Linked DNA regions of Homo sapiens: region 2 is linked to region 1. A link is an interaction called in ENCODE POLR2A ChIA-PET data of the cell type or tissue named here. Cell type or tissue: MCF 10A. All regions are shown on one strand. Each heading gives the region's core, and the rest is flanking DNA. Links, peaks and the distances in the headings are about the cores only. Region 1 holds the start of ANXA4 (annexin A4). Region 2 holds the start of SMANTIS (SMARCA4 interacting SWI/SNF chromatin remodeling complex scaffold lncRNA).

Region 1 (10,624 bases), core at 970-8,969:
CTTCTTAAGAAAAGGTACATGGGAGATAAACATTTTGAAATTGTACGTGTCTGGAATATATTTACCCCCACATTTGACTGCTAATTTGTATGTGTATGAGAATCTATGTTAGAAATAATTTTCTCTCAGCATTTTATTTACTTATTTATTTAATTTATTTAGATACAGAGTCTCGCTCTATCACTCAGGTTGGAGTGCAGTGGTGCCATCTTGGCTCACTGAAACCTCCAGTTCCCAGGTTCAAGTGATTCTCATGCTTCAGCCTCCTGAGTATCTGGGATTACAGGTGACCACCACCACGCTTGGCTAATTTTTGTATTTTTTAGTAGAGATGGGATTTCAACAAGTTGGCCAGGCTGGTCTTGAACTCCTGTCCTCAAGTGATCCACTCACCTTGGCCTCTCAGAGTGCTGGGATTACAGGTGTGAGCCACTGCACCCAGCCTACTCTCAGCATTTTAAAGACATTATTCCATTGTCTTTCAGTTTCATGTGTTGCTACTGAGAAATCAGATGCCATTCCGATTCTGGATCCTTTATGTGAAACCTTATTTCCTCCTGGGTACTTGTAAGATCTTCCCTATGTCCTCAGTCTTCTAAAGTTTTATCACAATGTTGCCTTGGTGTGGTTCTGGTTTTGTCCATTGCACTATGCTCAGTGAGCACTTTCAATGTGGAAATTCATGCTCTTTAGTTCTCAAAATATATAATTGAATTATTTAATTCATTTCTTCCCCTGTTTCCCAGATGTCCAAGGCTGGCTTTCTAATCTTCTTATCCTTTCTTATTTCTTTCCCTTCTCTTTGCCTTCTGTCTATGCATTCTAGGATATTTTCTAACTTTATCTTCTTAACATTCTACTCAGTTTTTTATTTTTGCTATCAGATTTTTAATTTAAAAGAGCTGTGTTTGGTTCTATGAGTGTTCCTTTTTTAGGGTATTTATTTATTTACTTATTGAGATAGTGTCTCGCTATGTCACCCAGGCTAGAGTGCAGTGGCTGTTCACAGGTGTGGTCATAGCCTCAAACTCCTGGGCTCAAGTTGTCCTCCTGCCTCAGCCTACCAAGCAGCAGGGACTACAGGCTCATGTCATCGCACCCAGCTTTTCTGTTTTATTTGATCTTTCTCAGAGAAGATCAATAATAGATTTCTCAGTTTTCTTCTCCCCCTATACTCTTTTTCTTCCTTTTCTCTTTTTTCCTGTTAGCATGTTTTGGGTTCTGTTTTTAATGTCAGATCCTTCCCCTACATTGTGATGACCTTCAGCTGCCTGCTCTTACTTAAGTGTGCCAGATTTAGCAACAAAAAGAAAGAAAAAAAAGACAGGACATCTGGTTAAATTTGAATTTTAGATAAACAATGAATAATTTTTAGTATAAGTATGTCTCATGCAATATTTGGACATACTTATAGTACATAAGTATTTTATATTTTAGTAAAACATTAATTGGTGTTTAACTGAAAATCAAATCTAACTAAGTGTCCTGTATTTTATCTCGCAACCCTAAGAGTGAGGTCTACAAAGCTGCCTGGAAGCCCTGAGTGCGTGTGTAAGTGGGTGGGGCTTGACAAGGGTGAGTTTACCAACAGGTTGCTCCAGTTTCATTGCATAAATGATTACATCTCTTCAGGTCTTTCCTCTTAGATTCCCCAAAGAAAAGTATTCCAAACTCTCCAGCCTGGTGAGTTTGAACTTGGCTGCCAGAGTTCTAGGAGCCAAGCGGGAAGAATACCAAGCAGCTCAGTAGGCATCATCTTAAGTTTCATATGGCTCTTCAATTTCAGTACAGTAGCCCTAGTCTTGTGTTAATCTCATGGCCTTGATGAAAGATGGCTGCAAATTCTTTGCACCCTCCCACCCCTCCCCACTCAGGGATGGAGCCTAATCCCCTTCCCTTAAATCTAGACTGGCCCTAGTGACTGGCATGATTTATAGAATGCAACAGAAATAATGTTCAACAGCTTCCAAGCGTGCATAAGAAGGCTTGTAACTTCTGCCTGGATGTCTTGGAGTAAACTTTCTGGAAACCCTGAGCCTCCATGAAGGAAATCTGACCCTGAGCCTGCCATGTGAAGGGGCATGTGTAGATGCTCTAGTTGACAGTGCCAGTTGAGACCAACCTTCCAGCTCTTCTTATCATGGTACCCAATATGTGAGTTCTCCAGACTGGCCCATCTGCCAGCTGGATAACACCAAGTGACCTTTCTTGATGCCAGGTGGAATAGAAGAATTGCTCAGTTCAAATTCAGACCCACAAAATCATGAGATATAATGGTCACTGTTTTATGTAACCTTCAAGTGTTGGGATGGTTTTTTAGGCAGCCTTAGATAACCAGAACACCTCAACTACATCTGATGTCCCCATTCCAGAGAGCCACTGCATGATTCTTCAGAGAACATCCTTCCAATCATCCACCCTCGTGGAAGAGGGACCGTGGCCACTGTGCAGTGTTGGGAATGCTGACTGCTTCTTGTACAGACTTACAAGAAATCGTCCTGGGTTTAGTCTCACCTACACACCCACTTTCAGACACATCCAGTGCAGCAAACTCTCCTATCCCGAGAAATCCTACTGTCATGTTGCTTCTCGGTTTTCCCTACTCCTGGTTTGGAAGTCGGCTTTCTGAGGTCTGTTAAGTCAGTTATCACCTGTCCACGTGCTTTCCAGGTTCCAAACTCTTATTATTTTTCCTCTCTTGTTCCCTTGTCCTTGTGAGATTTTTAATTTTTTTTTATTTAAAAAAGTGGTTTTTTTAGGGGGGTGGGGTGGGGACAGAGTCTCACTCTGTCACCCAGGCTGGAGTGCAGAGGCATAGCTCACTGCAGCTTCAAACCCCTGGGCTCAAGTGATTTTCCTGCCTCAGCCTCCCCAGTAGCTGGGACTAGAGGCGTGCGTCACTAGGCTTGGCTAATTTTTTTTTTTTTTTTAAAGAGACACGGTGGGTGGGAGAGAGAGTCTCATTATGTTGCCCAGGCTGATCTCGAACTCCTGACCTCAAGCCATCCTCCCACCGCGGCCTTCCAACGTGCTGGTGTTACAGGCGTGAGCCACAGCACCCAGCCCTATCTTTAATTTAAAGGCTCCTTGGAGTGGAATTTCAACAATTATATTAATTTTTTAAATACTCTTAGATCAGGTTTCCTGGAAACAGAGCCTGACCCTAGGATTCTTGTGCAAGTGCTGTAGTGAGGGTATTCTCGAGGGAAGCCTCCGAGTAAGTGAGGGAAATAGGATAGGCCAGAGGGAGAAACTGAGCAAAGATATGGTTTCTGATGAAGTTTATCCTCAGTCTGATCCCATGGGAACTCTGGCATATGAAGGGTACCACAGATTTATTCCTGGCCTTTTATAAGCTAAAAAAGTTAGCCTCTGGCCATGGCTTCCTCAGTCTGGTCTGAGCGCAGATGTCAGCAGATGGGGGCAATGAAGGGGCAGTGACCTGGGGCTGGATGCACCCACCTAGTAAAGGTTATTTACGCGGGGTGCCAACGCATCTACTTCATTCCTAAACTTTATTTTTTTCATGTAGCTTAATTTTTTCTTTCTTTTTCTTTTTCTTTTTTAGGGACAGGTTTTCGCCATGTAGCCCAGGATAATCTCCCAAACTCCTAGCCTCAAGCAACCACCTGGGCCTCCCAAAGTGTTGGGATTACAGTCTGAGCCACCTCACCTGGCCTAATTGTTGCTTGTAAGGGATGCAGTGTCTCTCTAATCTTGCTTAAGAAATGAATTATCTGTATTTCATTTTTTTTCCTACTGTTTGACCTTTAATTTTTTGTTTTGTTTTGTTTTTGTTTTTGTTTTTGTTTTGAGACAAGGTCTCACCCTGTCGCCCAGGCTGGAGTGCAGTGGTGCAGTCATAGCTCACAGCAACATTGAACTCCTGGGTTTAGAGTGATCCTCCTGCTTCAGCCTGGCTAGTAGCTGGGACTACAGGCGTGGCTATGCACCCGGCTAATTATTTATTTATTTTTTGTTTTCTTTTCTTTTTTTCTTTCTTTTTCTTTTCTTTCTTCCTCTTTTTTTTTTTTTTTTTTTTTAGACAATGTCTCACTCTGTCGCCCAGGCTGGCGTGCAGTGGCGCAATCTCAGCTTACTGAGCCTCTGCCTCCCGGGCTTGGGTGTTTATCCCACCTCATCCGACTGAATAGCTGGGACTACAGGCGCATGCCACCACACCCGGCTATATATATGTTTTTTTTTTTTTTTTTTTTGAGATGGGATTTCACCACATTGGCCAGGCTTATCTCGAACTCCTGGGCTAAAGTGATCCACTTGCCCTGGCCTCCCAAAGTGCTGGGATTACAGGCATGAGCCACTGTGCCCAGCCTTAATTTTTTAAGTTATCATATGCAGATAAAAGAGGCAGAACCAGTTTTAGTATCCAAATCAGTCTGATCCTAAAACCCGTGCTCTAAACCATATTAAACCACCTTTTAAAATTACATCTTAATGAAATAATTTAATGTTACCTCTCCAGCTTTAAGGGTGCCATTAACCACTTAGATTTTGATGTGTCGGATGGAAAACACTCCCCAAACGGGCTATTCTCTGTTTTTTAAAAAAACTGAATTTGCCTATAGACTCAACGGATTCATTCTGCAAGCATTCACTACGTGGCGAAATCGGTGCTGGGCATGGGTGCAAAGACGACCTAGCCCTAGTTGGTGTCTTCAAGAGGCTGCGTCCAGCAGGGGAAGCAGATATGAAAACACAGAACTATTACAAGGGATGAGCGCCGCGCCAAGCCGAACCTGGGAGCTACGGACAGTGTCTAAACTTTAGTCACTCACAGGAGTACAAAGATCCGGGGCTGCTCCTAACTCCTACTCCAAAGCTTTCCTGGCCTGCTGGGCGCACAGGGAAGAGGGAAGTGCTGGAAACTTTTGGGAATGTGTGTTTTCATGTGAAAGAGGGGAATGAAATGTATCCTTCAGATTTCACTTTCTACTTTTCCGGCCACGGGCTCGGCACGACCTGCCGTTGGGAGACGAACGGTTTCCCGAGGTGGGGGGAAGCGCGGATTTGCCGCGGGACTCCGGCTTGGCGCGGAGCTGGGCGCGGCAGGCGCAGGGAGGAACTGGCGAGGTGGCCCGGGCTCGGCCCTCCGAGGGTGTGGAGCGCCCGGGAAACGGGACCCCAAGAATCCAACTGCTCCCACCCTGCGCGGCCAGGAGCGGGGCTGGCGATACTGGGGACACTGTCCAATCCGGGCAGGGGGCGAGGCCGGGGGACCGGGCGGGCCTGGGGAGCAGGCACGTGTGGAGGGCGGACCCGCCGGGGGTCGAGGCCTGCCTCTCCGAGAGCTCCTGGCGCGGCCGTCCCGGCCCGGGGCCCCAGGTGCGCTTCCCCTAGAGAGGGATTTTCCGGTCTCGTGGGCAGAGGAACAACCAGGAACTTGGGCTCAGTCTCCACCCCACAGTGGGGCGGATCCGTCCCGGATAAGACCCGCTGTCTGGCCCTGAGTAGGGTGTGACCTCCGCAGCCGCAGAGGAGGAGCGCAGCCCGGCCTCGGTACGAGGGGTAAAGGGGCTCCGGGCCGGGGGTCCTGGGCTCAGGGAACGGGGAGCGTGGCCCGGGAGCGTCTCGCGGGGATGCCCGGCTCCGCGCTGCACCCCAGAGTGGGTGCTCGCCGCCGGCTTGCGGGCAAGCCCGGGCGGCCACAGGGTGGAGGGGGCCAGCGGGCCCTGGACTCGCTCCGGGTGGGCGAGAGGGAGGCGAGCGCGGTGCTTAACCGCTGGCACCATCCAGGACATCCAGGGCCGCTTACACGGCTCAGGACGCGGGTCAGAGACCACGGCAGTTATTTATTCAGTCCATGTGCTAGGCTTTGCATCAAAAAGAAAGGACCGAGATAATCTTGCCTGTAGCTAACTCCTCCTAACACCTCTTACAGTTTACTTTTTAATTCTTTACTCCATTTAAGAAACTTACTCCTTTCTCCTAGATCCTTACCACTTTCTTACCTTCTCGTGTGTCTAATGCCCTCGGCACAGTGCCCGGCACATCGGAGTCTGATTATTATAGGGTCCATGACTTGAGTTGGCTGGTGGCGCAGTCTCAGCATTTTGTCATGACTTTGACCAGCTGGAGACTTTGGTGCCAAGGAGGAAGGCTTCTCAACCATTTACCGGCAGAAGTGACCCCCGGGGCAATGCAAGTCTTCTGAGCTGACAGAGCAGAGTGGGTCCTGCATAACTCGTGCTTTACATGGAACTGGGCATCTGCTCTCTCCTGCTGACAGTGGGAAGGATAGATAAGGTGTCCCTCTCCAAGTTATCCATTCTCCTGCCCACCAGTCCATGACACCCCACCACCCCCTTCCACTCCCTACTGTTTGCCCTTTAATTTTTTGTTTTGTTTTGTTTTGAGACGAGGTCTCACTCCTGTAGCCCAGGCTGGAGTGCAGTGGCTGGATACAGTTCACTCTGCCTCCCAGGCTCAGGTGTTTCACCCACCTCAACCTCCTGAGTAGCTGAGACTACAGGTGCATGCCACCACGTGCCTATAGTCTCAGCTATTCAGGAGGTAACTGGTAACTCTATTGATAACCAAACCCTAGATTTTTTTTTTTGAGATGGAGTCTTGCTCTGTTGCCCAGGCTGGAGCGCAGTGATATGATCTCTGCTCACTGCAACCTCCGCCTTCTGGGTTCAAGAGATTCTCCTGCCTCAGCCTCCCGAGTAGCTGGGACTACAGGCGTGTGCCAACACGCCTGGCTAATTTTTGTATTTTTAGTAGAGATGGGGTTTTAACATGTTGGTCAGGCTGGTCTTGAACTCCTGACCTCAGGTGATCCACCTGCCTTAGCCTCCCAAAGTGCTGGGATTACAGGCATGAGCCACCGTGCCCAGCGGCCAAACCCTAGGTTTTTAGTTGCCAGGGAATTCTCAGACACAGGTGGAAGAGCAAGTAGGAGAGGAAGTGGACAGGGATAAGAAAACGGATAACCCCATGACCCAAGAGCTGCTGACTCTCCAGAGCCCTATCAGGCCAAGGCCATCCTCATTCAGCTCATGTCAGATTTCTGTTGATTGAAGATAGAGACACAAGTACACCCCTGCCCCCACCCACACATAGACAGGCACAGACACACAACTACTGGATCAAGGGCTTCTGTGAATTTCCCTCCTAGATGTTCTTGCATTTGGTTAGGGATAATGTTTCTCTGCAAGCAATTTAGAGAGTAACCCGCACAGTCAAGCCATGTACCACTCCAGGCCTTGGTGTTTAAAGGGTGAGCCTCCTGGTCATCCCCAGGCTCATGTCCAGTGGCATGTTTCTTTGTTTATGTCCAGCCACTCATTTGTTTTCCTGAGCTCATTTATTATCTGCTTTTAGACTAAGCCTGCTTTTCTCCAAGGGAGATAAAGATGAGTGGCAGGCACTGGGGATTGTGGGCAGTGTGCCAGGGAGTACCTGAAGTTCCAGAATAAACAAGGGGTGGGGAAGCCTGGGCAACATAGCAAGACCCCGTCTCTACAAAAATTTTAAAAATTACTTGGGCATGGTGACACCCACCTGTAGTCCCAGCTACTTGGGAGGCTGGGAGGGAGTTTCACTTAAGCCCAGGAGTTCAAGGCTGCAGTGAGTTATGATCACACCATTGCACTGCAGCCTGGGTAATAGAGTGAGGCCCTGTCTGAAAAACAAACAAACAAACAAACAAAAACAAGAGGAGGAGATTTTCTTTGAGTGTCATTTTTACACAAATATTTGAAATTAAAAAACACTTTTTATACTAAAACAATCACAGATATATTTTGAAGTAGAATCCAAAAATTGTATACCTTTTAAATCTAAAACAAGAAACCTCAAAAACATTTTGCTTGGGATTTGAGCTGCAATTTGGTCCAAACCTAGCCCTTGAGGGTTTGTTTTCACTGCAATTAGGGCTACTTATGGAGGCAGTTTGATAGACACTGCAGTGTCCTCCCTGGAGCAACTTTGAGTAACACTCATCCTAGGCTGTCTTATCTAATCTTCACTTCAACCTGCAATGGGGTTATTAACGTTGGTTTACAGCTGAGGATCCCAAGGTTCCATATCATAATCCTTGGTCAAGTTCAGACCATTTGTGAACGAAAGCTTAAATCCAGCTGCCAGGATACAAAAGCCTGTTCTCTTATCCTCTCTGCCCTACCATAACTCCATCAGTGCTTGGTTCATAGTAATTTGGATTTGTGGCTTCGTAGATTGTTAACTAAATCTTGAACAAGTGTTTTCCTTTTTCTTATTTTCTTCTTGTCAAGCTGATATGAAATGGGGTTGAATGAACAAGAACTGTTTCAACTGGAAAGGGAGCACACTGCTGTTGTCCCAGCTACTTGGGAGCCTGAGGCAGGAGGATCCCTTGAGCCCAGGAGTTTGAGACTGCAGTGAGCTATGATTGTGCCACTGCACTCCAGCCTAGGTGACAGAGTGAGATCCTGTCTCTAAATAAAAAGAAAAAAAAATAAGTTTGCAGTGAGTGTGAGGGGTGCATGCTAGCCAGCAGCCCTAAATGCCAGAGGGGTTTGACATGTGGATAAGGGAATAAACTCGCTCTTTGAGGTGTTTGGCAGAGCTGGGTGGTGGGCTCTGGTTGAATTTGAGGAAGTAGTTTTTAAAACCCATAGGCTGGGTGGCCTTGATGTTGGCGAGAGCTCTGTCACTACAAGTTTAGGCAGAGGTTCACAGCCCTTTTCTGATGGAGCTGGGAAGGGTTAGCAGATTAAGCTCAGTTAACTTCTAAATCTATAGTTCCCAAACTTCAGGGTGCATCAGAATCACCCAGGAAGCTTGTACAATATGCAGATTCTGCTTATTTAAGCAGCTCCTTGGATGATTGTGATTCAGGCCTCACTTTGAGAAACTATGCTTTATTTTTTTTATTTTTTTATTTTTTGAGACAGAGTCTTTCTCTGTCACTCAGGCTGGAGTGCAATGGTGCCATCTCAGCTCACTGCAACCTTTGCCTCCCAGGTTCAAGCGATTCTCCTGCCTCAGCCTCCTGAGTAGCTGGGTCTACAGGTGCATGCTACCACACCCAGCTAATTTTTGTATTTTTAGTAGAGGTGGGGTTTCACCATATTGGCCAGGCTGGTCTCGAACTCCTGACCTCAGATGATCCGCTTGCATCAGCCTCCCAAAGTTCTGGGATTACAGGTGTGAGCCACCACGCCCGGCTGAGAAACTATGCTTTAGAAACACTTATATGAATATGTGCATACTTCATAAATTGAATAAAGCATTAATAAAAACATATCACCTTCCCAAGGAAACTTAGGTTTTGGTCATTATGTATAAACTCTAGGTAATGTGGTAAATGCTAAAACCTTCCTTCTCAAGGATAGTTCTTTTGTTTGTTTATTTGTTTGTTTGTTTTCGAGGCAGAATCTTGCTCTGTCACCCAGGCTGGAGTGCAGTCGTGCGATCTTGGCTCACTGCAACCTCTGCCTCCCAGGTTCAAGTGATTCTCCTGCCTCAGCCTCCCAAGTAGCTGGGATTACAGGCACACGCCACCATGCCAGGCTAATTTTTGTATTTTTAGTGGAGACGGGGTTTCACCATGTTTGCCAGGGTGGTCTCAAACCCCTGACCTCATGATCCACCCGCCTCGGCCTCCCAAAGTGCTGGGATTACAGATGTGAGCCACTGCGCCCGGCCAAGGATAGTTCTTTATTATACCAATCACATCTCCCTTGTGATTTGATTAACAGGTTTTTTTTCCCCTGCAAACTCACCACATAGTCTTATAGTGCTAACACCTCTAGAACAATGTAGAGCTCCAACTAAAGGTTTTTTTGTTTGTTTGTTGTTTAACTTAATTGAAACTGAATAGATTACTACATTAATTCCCTGAGGAATTTAGGATTTCTATCTAAGGCTTGTTGTTGGTTTTATCGGGAGTAATTTATTAGTGTTTGGTTTTGTTTGAACTGGACTGAGAGCTTTTGCTATGGGAACCTGAACCACCACCTTTGAAGAATTCTTTTTAAAGATTCAAGTTGTTTGATGTCAGTAAATTGCCATAATGCTTCTTGGTCCACACTGCTTGACGTGAAAAAACAGAGTGAATATTATATTGCAGCTAAGTGTCAGACTGTAAATTACTACGGAAAAGACCTTCTACAGCCTGGTCAACATGGAGAATTCTGTCTCTACCAAAAACAAACAAACAAATGAAAAAAAAAAAACTATAAAAATTAGCCAGGTGTGGTGGTGCACTCCTGTAGTCCAAGCTATATGGGAGGCTGAAGTGGGAGGATCACTGGAGCCCAGGAGGCAAAGGTTGCAGTGAGCCAAAATTGCACTACTACACTCCAGCCTGAGTGACAGCAAGACTCTGTCTCAAAAAACAAAAACGAAAAATCCTTCCATTTTCCTCCTCCTCCCCACGAAATAACTAACCCTTGAGGCCTAGAAGAAACACACAGAACAAGCAGCCTGACATGTAACAGAGCAGGAAGCCCCCCCATGTCCACCTCTACCTCATTTTGTCAAGTCTTCAAGAGACCTCCAGGCCCAGTCACTGTGAATTCATTCCTCTGGGTTTAGGCACTCACCTCCCCGCCACCCCAGAGAGGTAGCATATTAAATCATTAACAGAATCTAATATAAAGGGGCCCTGTGATTACTG
Region 2 (10,624 bases), core at 768-8,767, 57 kb after region 1:
ACTGAGAAAAAAAAGTTTCCAGATTTATGAAGATTTATTTAAGAAGATTTATGAAGAGAAAAACATAAAGGCCTTTTAAATATACCCATTGATTGGATATCCACTTTTAATTAAGCTGAATGCTCTTTAAGAAAATCCTTTTTCATTAATTAAAACTTTACAAAGAATGCAAACAGTAATTCTTATTATTTCTTTTACCCAGTTTGCTCCACTTACCTGTTCACAATCATGTTTAGGTTCTCCAGTTTTCTCTGGGAGAAAGTGGCTGGGCTCAGGCAAGGGCAGGTTTTCAGCTGGACTGCAGATCCCTTTAGCAGCAAAGCTTGGTATTTGAGGAGGCAATTGTTTGTCAGCCAGAGACTTTCCTTAGAGGACAACAGTCCTGTTACATTGTGTGGGGTTAAACAGTTATTTCCCATGGTTAACCCAGTGGCCTCTGACACCAGCAAAGCCTCCACTGTAACTGCTTGGAGGCAGGCTGACCATCCTTTGGCCACCAAGTTTTAAGTTCCTTGCTTAAGTAACTCACTGGCTGTTGAGCTGGACCTCAAGCCTTAGTTAAAACTTCCAGGGCCATTTCCTTCCTTTTTGTTACATAGAGACTGAATGCTTTCCCCATGGAAAGACTGAGGGCTGGTATGTTATGTTATATTATGTTATGTTATATTATGTTATGTTATGTTATGTTATGTTATGTTATGTTATGTTATGTTATGTTATTTTTGAGACGGAGTCTCACTCTGTCGCCCAGGCTGGAGTGCAGTGGCATGATCTCAGCTCACTGCAAGCTCTGCCTTCCGAGTTCACGCCATTCTCTTGCCTCAGCCTCCCGAGTAGCTGGGACTACAGGTGCCTGCCACCATGCCCAGCTAATTTTTTTTGCATTTTTAGTAGAGACGGGGTTTCACCGTGTTAGCCAGGAAGGCTTGGTTTAGCTGGTTAAAGGCTTTTTGAGCCTTAGGTTCCCAAAAGAGAGAGGGGTGAGTTTTAACTGTTTGAGTTTCTTTTATGAGGTGGTATAAAGGGTGAGCCATTTCCCTGTGCCCAGGTACTCACAGTTTACAAAATCCAGTAATGCCCAAGAATTTCCCTAACTATCAAAGGAAATGGGCCTAATCCTTTCCTCACCTGGTGCTCTGGTCCCTTCTGATAAGACCAGAACTAGGTACTTTACTGAAGTCTGACAGAGCTGAGCTTTGGATTTTGAGACTCTATACTCCCTTTCAGCTAAGAAATTAAGGAGAGTCTTAGCATCTTCCTGAGCCTTCCTTGATTGGGGCATAGAGGAAAGTGTTATCTACATACTGCAAGACCCTGACCTGAGGACGGGAAAACTTAGAGGGGTCCTTTGACAGTGCTTGTCCAAATGAGTGAGGGCTGTTTTGAAATCCCTGAGGCAGCACCATCCATGTTAACTGTGTGGTCTGGCCGGAGGGATCCTTACAGGCAAACAGGTATTGAGAGTCAGGATGTAACGGTATGCAGAAAAAGGCATCCTTTAAATCTAGGACTATAAACCATTTAGTTCCTTCAGGTATTTGAGTCAGCAAGGACTCAAACGGATGAATTGGGACTATGGCCCATTAATGAGGCAGATGTCCTGAACTAGTCTCCATTCCCCATTGGGTTTTTATGCTCCTAGTATCGGGGTGTTGCAAGGACTGTTACAGGGTCTGAGGAGGCCCTGCATTTTTAGGTTATTAATAATAGCTTCTAGCCCTTTCCTGGCCTCTGGCTTTAGAGGATATTGTCTCTGGTTAGGAAAAGAAGTGGGATTTTTAAGGCGGATCTGAACTGGCCTAGCAGTTTTAGCTTGACCTATTCTTCCTTGAGTTGTCCACACTTCTGGATTAATGTTGGCTTTCACTAAGGGAAGACAAAGAGTTTGTCCTGGGGCCATGAGGATGCTGGCCCCCATGTGGGCTAAAATATCTCTACCTAGTAAAGGAGTGGGGGGACTTTCAGGCATATTTAAGAAGGCATGTGTAAATAATAAGTTCCCCCCAACTACAGTGAGAGAAATATTGGGTTAGAGTCTTTCCTGAGACACCCACCATGGTTGTGCTATGGGAAGAGGGGAGGCCTTGATTGGACAGGAGAACAGAGAGACTGGCTCCAGTATCCAGGAGGAAGCCCACCCTCCTTCCTTCAATTTCCAGAATCACCCGGGGCTCCTGAACAGTGATGGCAGTCTGAGCCACTGGAGCCAGGGGTCTGAGCCCTAGGACCTGTCAGTCCTGCCGGACCATCTGTGAGACTAGTTCTGGACCTAGTGACCTCCATATCCAGGGGCAGTTTAATATCCAGTGGTCTTCACCACACGCTGGACAGGGTCAAGGTGGCTTTTTCTTGTTGCCTGGGCAATTCTTCTTAAAGTGCCCTGGCTTGCCACACCAGTAGCAATTAGTGGATGCTTCCTGAGGATCCTGGACTCTGCAAGCCTGCAAAGCATCTCCTTGAGCCTTAGTCACTTTCTCTTTTTCTCCTGGGGCTCCTCCCAGTCCCTATGGTAAAAGACCAAGGTGGCCACCTTCAGGAGATCTTCCAAGGTACTATCTGGTCCTATAGCCTGTTTTTGTGGTTTCCTTCTAATATCAGGAGCTGCCTGCTTTTTGGCTGCAGTGAGGGTTTGACTTAGAAGCAACATAACAGCTCTCCATGTGAAGTCAAACACTTGAGTTAGATTTTGGAAGGTCTCTGTCTACCTATTAGGGACATCAGAAAATCGGCGCAAGTCTCCCTTTATTTTTCTACAGTCCTGTAATGAGAAGGGAACATGTACCCTAGGGGTGCCCCTTCCATCTGGCATTTCTTGTAGGGGTAGAAGTGAAGCTGGGGCAGTGGGGAGCTTTGGAGATGGTGAAGCTGGAGAAGCTGATGGTGCAGTTGGAGGGGGCCCCAGATTAGGAAAACTAGAAGGACTGGGGCACTTAGAAGCTGCCCCCAATGGCTCCTGCAAAACTTGCTCTTCTAACTTAGGGGAATTACTCTCCACAGACCCGCCTGATATGATTGCTAAGAGAGCTGAGTCAATTGTGCAGTGCTTGCTAACGTCTGGGTTGTCTCGCGGGGCAAAGAAAGCCTGTGCATAGGGGACCTTGGACCATTTGCTCTCCTGTCTACAGAAAAGATCTAATTGATGGATAAGATTAAAATCAAGGTTCCCTTCAGCTGGCCATGTCTGTTCATCCCTGAGACAGTAAGAAGGCCATGCCCTTCTGCAAAAGAAAATGAGCTGCTTTTTCTTCAAAGTTTTAGGGTCAAAGGACTCCCAGTGCTTCAGAATGCACTCCAGAGGAGTGCCGGCTGAAGATGGCTTGTTACCCATCTGCAAAAGAGACAAGAATAGAGGTTTCCTCGGTCTCCTGGTTCTTTTCAATGTGACTCAGGGAGGAGGGGACACAGTAGGAGAGTCCTCCTGGCTGTTCTCCCTCCTTGGTCCCCGGGTCCCAGCACCATAGTTGCAGCCCCATGGTTGCAGGTGTGACCCCCAAGCGTAATACCAGAGGACCTAATCAATGGGCTAGTCATGTTTACCCATATGACCTCAGTCCTCTGCCTAATAATTGGGTAATTACTCTCTGACCTCCTAGACCTGTGTGACCTGTGTGGCTTCTTGATAAATGGATCTCCGGAGAGATAATGTAACACTTGCATTTAAGCAAGGCCCCTTAATAGAGGGAGTGTACTGGAATGAGCTTTATACTCTGCTATTATGGACTGGACTAGAGGATTTATTCTTAGGTGGTGGTTCCGGTTAACTTCCAGACATAAAATCCCCTTTCTATTTAGATGCCATTCTAGTTGTAGGCAGAATGGGTGTCTTCAGAGAACGTAAGGGTCAAATGGTGGCCTTCCTGCTAACAGAGAGAGTACTGAGACTAAAATTTGGTTTTGGAGGACATGTTCCTCCTTGCTGCTGAAAGCAGAGTTCTCCCACTTGCAGAGGGGGCATAAGGTTTGGTCTCTATTAGAGGGATGTAAAAGGGAGGAGAACTGAAAAGCCAGAGACTTTTAGCAAAGGGCAGACAAGATTCCTCATGGAGAGGATTCCCATTTTACTAGGTGGTGCTAGTGGAATACCAGGCAGTAACTTTGCCTCCATATGCTCTTTAAACAAAGGATGGAGAGAGAAGTCTGACCTGTGGCATGCTGTCCCCACAGCATACCTCCTAACAGGAGAAAGTTAGTTTGCCTCATAGAGGGGCTATCCGGTCCGACTGGACAGTGCTGGTTCCTCACATGGGAAAAGAAACAGCCTAAGTGGACAGAGGGGCATTTACTGGGGGGAAAATAACCTCCCACCCAACCCCAGGAAGTATTATCATTAGGAGTTAAATAGTCTTTGAGATCTGGATCATGGAATTCCCCTGTCTGTAAAAAGTCAGAAAAACAGCAATCCCTTAACCTGCATTCCTGGTTACTACGGTGGTTGCTAAACCTGCCTAATTGAATTATTTCCTGGGCTATAAAAATTCCTGCAGCATTGCATACAGAGAGGAGATGGGAGACATGGTGACTGCAGAAAGGAAAGGAGGAAAATAAGATTTGCAATAGGAAAACTTGGAGATCCTATGGCTGACACCCAGTCAGGCAATCAGAGGCTGGGGTCAGTCCAGGAGCCTTTTGAATAACACCAGGGTGTGGCCCTGGCCAGAAATTCTCAGTTGCTCCAGGACCTATTCCAGCCCCATACAACAACCAGGCTTTCTGTGAAAAGAAACTAGTTTGGACACAGCCAACATTCCCGGCACCCTGAGGGCAGGTCCTCCCCAGCAAGCCTCACATCTGAGTCTTCAAGACTGGTGGCCAGCCCTTGTGGCTCCTTAATCAGCTGTCAGATGCCCGGTGTTTTTGATAGTTATTTGAGAGAATAAAAACGGAGGACAAGAAGCCTCGGAAGTGAAAGTAGAGTCCGCTCCTTTACTCACCATTCTGATGAAGTCACCTTCAAATCCCAGACGAGCCCTCAAAATGAAGCAGCCTTGTTGTCTGGGGTGAATACTGAGGTTCTTGGTCACACGACCAGATATTGAGGTCAAGGACATGCACACACACATCGAGTGAGTTTGGAGCAGGAGTTTAATAGGCAAAAGAACAGAACAGCTCACAGTCACAGAGAGGGGTCCCGAGCAGGTTGCTAAGCAGTAGTAAAAATGTCAGGGTTTTTATAAATGGTCTAGGGAGGAGGGGCCTCATGAGGAGGGGATGTCTTATCCTCTTAGGGCCTGATGGTTTAGCTGCGACCAAGTGTGCTATCTATATAGAGCAGAATTTTTTTTATCAGCTTTTATCCCATTCCCTGACCACATAGGCTGACTCTTAGTCTGTGTTTCTTTGTCTTGCTTATCTGGGAGGGAGAGTTTCTGTGTCTGTTCCCATACATCTTCTTGCAGCTGCAGGCATCCGCCCCATGAGTCTGCTTTTAGTTTCTCTATCTTAGTGCACCTAAAGGGAAAGGAATGTGCTTATTAAGACCCACTGTTTTACTGGGGCCCATTGTATAAGTGTGAAGTTTGGCAATTACCCAGGAGACTTCCACCCCTTCTTCTGTGCTTGAGCTGTCTTATCTGTATTTTACAGCCTGAACTTTCAGGTTACTTGTTGTTAGAAGAGAAGTGATTTTTTTTAACTGTGTGTGGTTAGAAAGGGAGCTATTTTTGAGCTGCTTTTTGTTAAAAGGAAAGTTTTCTGCTGGGGACTCACTTTACCCTAAATGTCTACCTAAATAATTTCTTTTTGCCTCCTATAACACTGGTAGTGTCTTCCAGCATGCTACCCTCCAGTTAGCTCCTTGGGGGCCAACACCTTCATGCTGGGTAGGTACAGTGATTCTATGTGCACCACAAACTACCTGGCCTAGCCTCTGCCCCCAAGACCTTGTCTCAGTAGACTTTTGGCCAGAGAAGTATCCCCTGGTTCTTAGCTGCTATTTAGAATCTCCTTGAGATTTGGGTAAAAACACTTGACCATGAGACCATCTTTCTATCCAAAAAGAATTCATTTTACTCAGCCTCAATGTTGCTAACAGTAACAACAACCGTAGCAATAATAGAAAATGTTTATTAAGCTCTACTATGTGTCAGACATAGAGATAGATGCTTTCCATGGGTTATCTGTTTTAATCCTGACAGAAGCTTGTCTTACTGTTGAGAAGGTAAAGTATAGTGAGTGAGGCTGGCTGACTTGCCCACGGTCTCAGAACTATTAAGTGGTATATTCAGGATTCTAGATAATTCCTAGAACACTTTCCTTTCATCTTTGCATGATCAGCTGCCTCAAGTCTGATTCCAGAGCTGGAGTTCAAGCCACTGTTCTATGCTGCTGCCCATCTCTGAAGAGAACATTGTCCTGAATCTATGTATCTTCTTCTTTTCCCTTTTTCATAAAAAGAGAAAGGCATAGGACCCACCTTTTTTTTCAGTTTATCCTAATTCTTTGGTTACAAGGACACCATAATTCAAAATGTAGCCCATGTTACATTCAGAATTATCAGCATAAAGGGTGAGGAGACATTTGGCACAACCAACCCCTTTTCAGTGCCTGTTATGTGTGGGCCAATGCAAGGCAGACTGTTGGAGAAGACAAGGATTATAATCCCTAGTTCTTGTGTTCAAATAGTCTATGAATACTAGCACAGCTAAGGCATGCACAAAAATAACTATGATTAATTCATAATATAACAGTGACAGGAGGGGCACAAATAAGATCCCACTGGGGTTCAAAGAGAAGAGATCACATTTCACTTGGGGGCATCGGGCAAAGCTTCTTGGAGGATGTAGATGTTAAAATGGACCTTGGGAGATGATTGAGTTTCTGTAAACAGAATTAAGGGACAAGGTGTTTCAGGTGAATGGAATGGCATGTGCGGAGGTCTAGGGGAGTCATGGTAAATCCACAGAAAAGTGTCTTGCAGCAGTGAAGTGGCCTCGTCTGGGGTGACACCCATGGTTTGTTGTCTCACGGCCACAGATATCAAGGACGTAGACACACAAAGAGTGAGGTTAAGAGTGGAAGTTTAATAGGGAAAAGAAAGAGACTAGCTCTCTGCTACAGAGAGGGATTCCAGAAAAATGGGTTACCAATTCACGGTGAAATGCAGAGGGGTTTATAGATGAGCTGTGGCAGGCACTGGGGGTTGGGGGGCTGATGTCTGATCTACATAGGGCACCAAAAACCAGTTAGAAACAGGTGTGCTATCTGCATAGGGCATGAATCTCTGACAGTCCCTACCCCAGTCTTTTATTATGCAGGTGGGTTTTCAGCCTGAGCTGTACTGTATTGGTCATTTCTTTCTTACTGTACACATGCTAACAAAAAAGGGAAGGTGGAGTTTCCATGGTGGACATGCCTGGCCCCCAGGTAGCCCTTTTCTGTTGGTACAGCGGCCAGCATTCCCTTGTGCAAGCTTTCAGTTTCCTTATCTACGTTTGTAGCTTGATTTTTCAGGCTGCTCTTTGTTAGAAAAAAAAATGATTTTGGGGGCTGCTTTTTGTTACAAGGGAAGTTCTGCCAAGGACTCTTTTGCCCTCACTATCTGTTTTTTGTTTTTTTTTTCTTTTTTGAGATGGGGCCTCGCTCTGTCACTCAGGCTGTGGCATGCACTGGCATGATCTTGGCTCACTGCAACCTCCACCTCCCGGGTTCAAGTGATTCTCATGCCTCAGCCTCCTGAGTAGCTGGAATTACAGGCCCCCACCACCATACCTGGCTAACTTTTATATTTTAATAGAGACAAGGTTTTACCATGTTGGCCAGGCTGGTCTTGAACTCCTGACCTCAAGTGATCCACCCACCCCAGCCTCCCAAAGTGCTAGGATTACAGGCATGAGCTACCACACCCGACCTGCCCTCACTATCTGCTTAAACAATTTCTTTCTATCTCCTGTATCAGCAGGAGGTACTTGCAAAGCAGAAGTAGGCTGGTTGGGAGCTTTCTGAGAAAGCAGGTACCAGAAGGAGGTTTTAGGGGTGCTACTGAGAAAGCACCCATAAGAATCACAGACATGCGGGAATGACCCACAGGCACTGGCTGGGAAACAACATATGACAGAATCATGATGCTAAATGGAGGGGGTTAAGAGGACATATAAACCAATAGACTGGTAATGAAGGGGGTCAGGAGCCTGGAGTGCAGCACAGTTGGGTAAAGCACAATATTTCAAGAGCTGAGTCCATGAATTTGGCTGCCTAGTGTCCTTTTATGTGGCTATTTACAATAGTGAATGGGATACTGTAGAGAGTCTCAAATGTCAGGCTGCAGTGCCTAAAGTAAATCCAGCAGATGATGGGGAGCCATTGTGTATTTCTGAGCAGGGGAGAGACATTGTGAGAGTTTTTCTTTTTACAAAAATGAATCTGGCAAGACTCTGGGAAGACCAACCAGGAGTTAAGAATACTAGTTAGCAGACATCTGCACTTGTCTAAGAAGAAACCCTGAAATCTTGAATTGGAATGGTTGTGATAGGAAATAAAAAGAGTGAAAGAATGCAAAAGAGGCTGTAAAGCAACATTTTGCATGACCGTGGACTTGAATGAAGAGGAAAGGAGAGGGTAAAAAAATCAAAGCTATTGGGCTGGGTGCAGTGGCTCACGCCTGTAATCCCAGCACTTTGGGAGGCCTAGGTGGGCAGAGCACAAGGTCAAAAGATCGAGACCATTCTGGCCAACAAGGTGAAACCCCGTCTCTACTAAAAACACAAAAATTAGCTGGGCGTGGTGGCGTGCACCTGTAGTCCCAGCTACTGGGGAGGCTGAGGCAGGAGAATCGCTTGAACCCGGGAGGCAGAGGTTGCAGTGAGCCGAGATGGCACCACTGCACTACAGACTGGCCACAGAGCAAGACTCTGTCTCAAAAAAAAAAAAAAAAATTGAATCTATTTTGAGGATTTCAGCTTGGCTTGACTGGGGGGAAGAGTGATCCCTTTCACAGAAACAGGGAATGAACAAAAGGTAATGAACCCTCTCTGCCCCTTCCACACCCCCTCCTAGCTGAGAGTGCCAAGGGAGAAATTGATTGTTATATGGATTGTCCTCTCCTTTTTAAAAATAGGAACACGGCTGGGCATGATGGCTCATGCCTGTAATCTCAGCACTTTGGGAGGCTGAGGCAGGTGGATCGCCTGAGGTCAGGAGTTCAAGACCAGCCTGGTCAACATGGTGAAACCCATCTCTAGTAAAAAATACAAAAAAAAATTAGCCAGGCATGGTGGCAGGCACCTGTAATCCCAGCTACTAGGGAGGCTGAGGCAGGAGAATTGCTTGAACCTGGGAGGGAGAGGGAGTGAGCTGGACTGCACTCCAGCCCGGGTGACAGAGCGAAACTCCATCTCAAAAAAAGAAAAAAAAAAAAGGAACAGAAAGTAGGTCCCCAAGGTATGTAAACTTAAAGTTCTATAGCTTCCTCTCCACACCTCACATCTTTTTGCATCTCTAACCTTGCCAAGGATAACTAAAGTTTGGCTGTATTTTTTCATTTCTCCCTGAAATATTTTCAATAGAATCATTTCTGAAACCCATTCCAACCCCCCATACAGCACAAACAACGAGGAAACAGAAGATTCACCAAACATTTATGAACAGCCAGCTGTTATAAAGACAAGGGACCAATCTGAAAAATCAGAATAAAGTCTCCTTGTTAAAGCTGCTGCAAGAAACAGGCAAGCAAAACTTAGAACATTTTTAATTTGTAATTTTTGCTTAAAGTTTTGGTAAGATGTTGTATCATGGTAATTTGTCAGCAGTTCTAAAAGGGAACCATTTGTGTTCAGGAAAGATAGCTTAGAAGTGCAAAACATAGTTCCAGATTTTAAAACACAGTGAATGCAGTAACAGCCAACTTAAACTCTGCAAAATGCCAAATTGGTGAATTAACAGACAAGTTTGAATTGTTTCAAAACTCAGAGGAGATGATAAAAAGATAAAAACAAAAAAAAAGGCAAGAATATGGAAGAGAGAGAGAGGAGATTCAAAAGACATGAAAAGAATTCTAGAGGAGATGGCTGGGCGTGGTGTCTCACACATGTAACCCCAGCACTTTGGGAGGCCGAGGAGGGCAGATCATTTGAGGTCAGGAGCTCAAGACCAGCCTGGTCAACATAGTGAAACCCTGTCTCTACTAAAAACACAAAAATTCGCTGGGGGTGGTGGCACAGCCCTGTAATCCCAGCTACTCAGGAGGCTGAGGCAGGAGAATCGCTTGAACCCAGGAGGCGGAGGTTGCAGTGAGCTGAGATCGCGCCATTGCACTCCAGCCTGGGTGACAGAGTGAGACTTTCTCTCAAAAAAAAAAAAAAAAAAAAAATATTCTAGAGGAGAGAAAAAATTACTCCAGCCAACATTTATTAAATGTTTAGTAAGTGCTAGGCATTTAATTATATTAACACTTGCAGCAGCCTATCGAGGGAAATCACTGTCATCATTCACATTTGCAGATAAGGAAACTAATGTTTAGAAAGTTAACCATTTTCTTCAGTAGTAAACAGCTAATTAAAGGAGAGGCTAAGTCCCGAACCTAGCATCTGTTTCCCAAAAAGTAGACAAACCCTCTGAATAAGGGCCTCTTTTCTTAGAAAGCCCTCTGCATGTGTTTGGGTAACTCCAATGTCCACAGAGGAACCTGCTT

Evidence for each region. Peaks named below come from ENCODE experiments on the same cell type or tissue, not always from the same donor. Only the 100,000 strongest peaks of a DNase experiment are listed, where the experiment ranks them.
Region 2: POLR2A ChIA-PET joins it to region 1 with 22 read pairs; 21 of 35 experiments call an interaction of 5 or more read pairs at or near these places.

What each region holds. Positions count from the first base shown.
Region 1 is chr2:69,736,659-69,747,282 of GRCh38, forward strand. ANXA4 (annexin A4) reads left to right here and starts at 5,476. Exons shown (of 13, transcript NM_001153.5): 1 at 5,476-5,517. RefSeq lists silencers at 5,115-5,294, 5,505-5,744. In MCF 10A, for the core only: no CTCF peak of the experiment used is centred there; DNase peaks (open chromatin) are centred at 4,713, 5,083 and 5,393.
Region 2 is chr2:69,793,857-69,804,480 of GRCh38, forward strand. All of the region lies in intron 3 of ANXA4 (annexin A4), which reads left to right. It overlaps SMANTIS (SMARCA4 interacting SWI/SNF chromatin remodeling complex scaffold lncRNA), which reads right to left and starts at 5,142. Exons shown (of 3, transcript NR_164155.1): 1 at 4,932-5,142. In MCF 10A, for the core only: no CTCF peak of the experiment used is centred there; no DNase peak of the experiment used is centred there.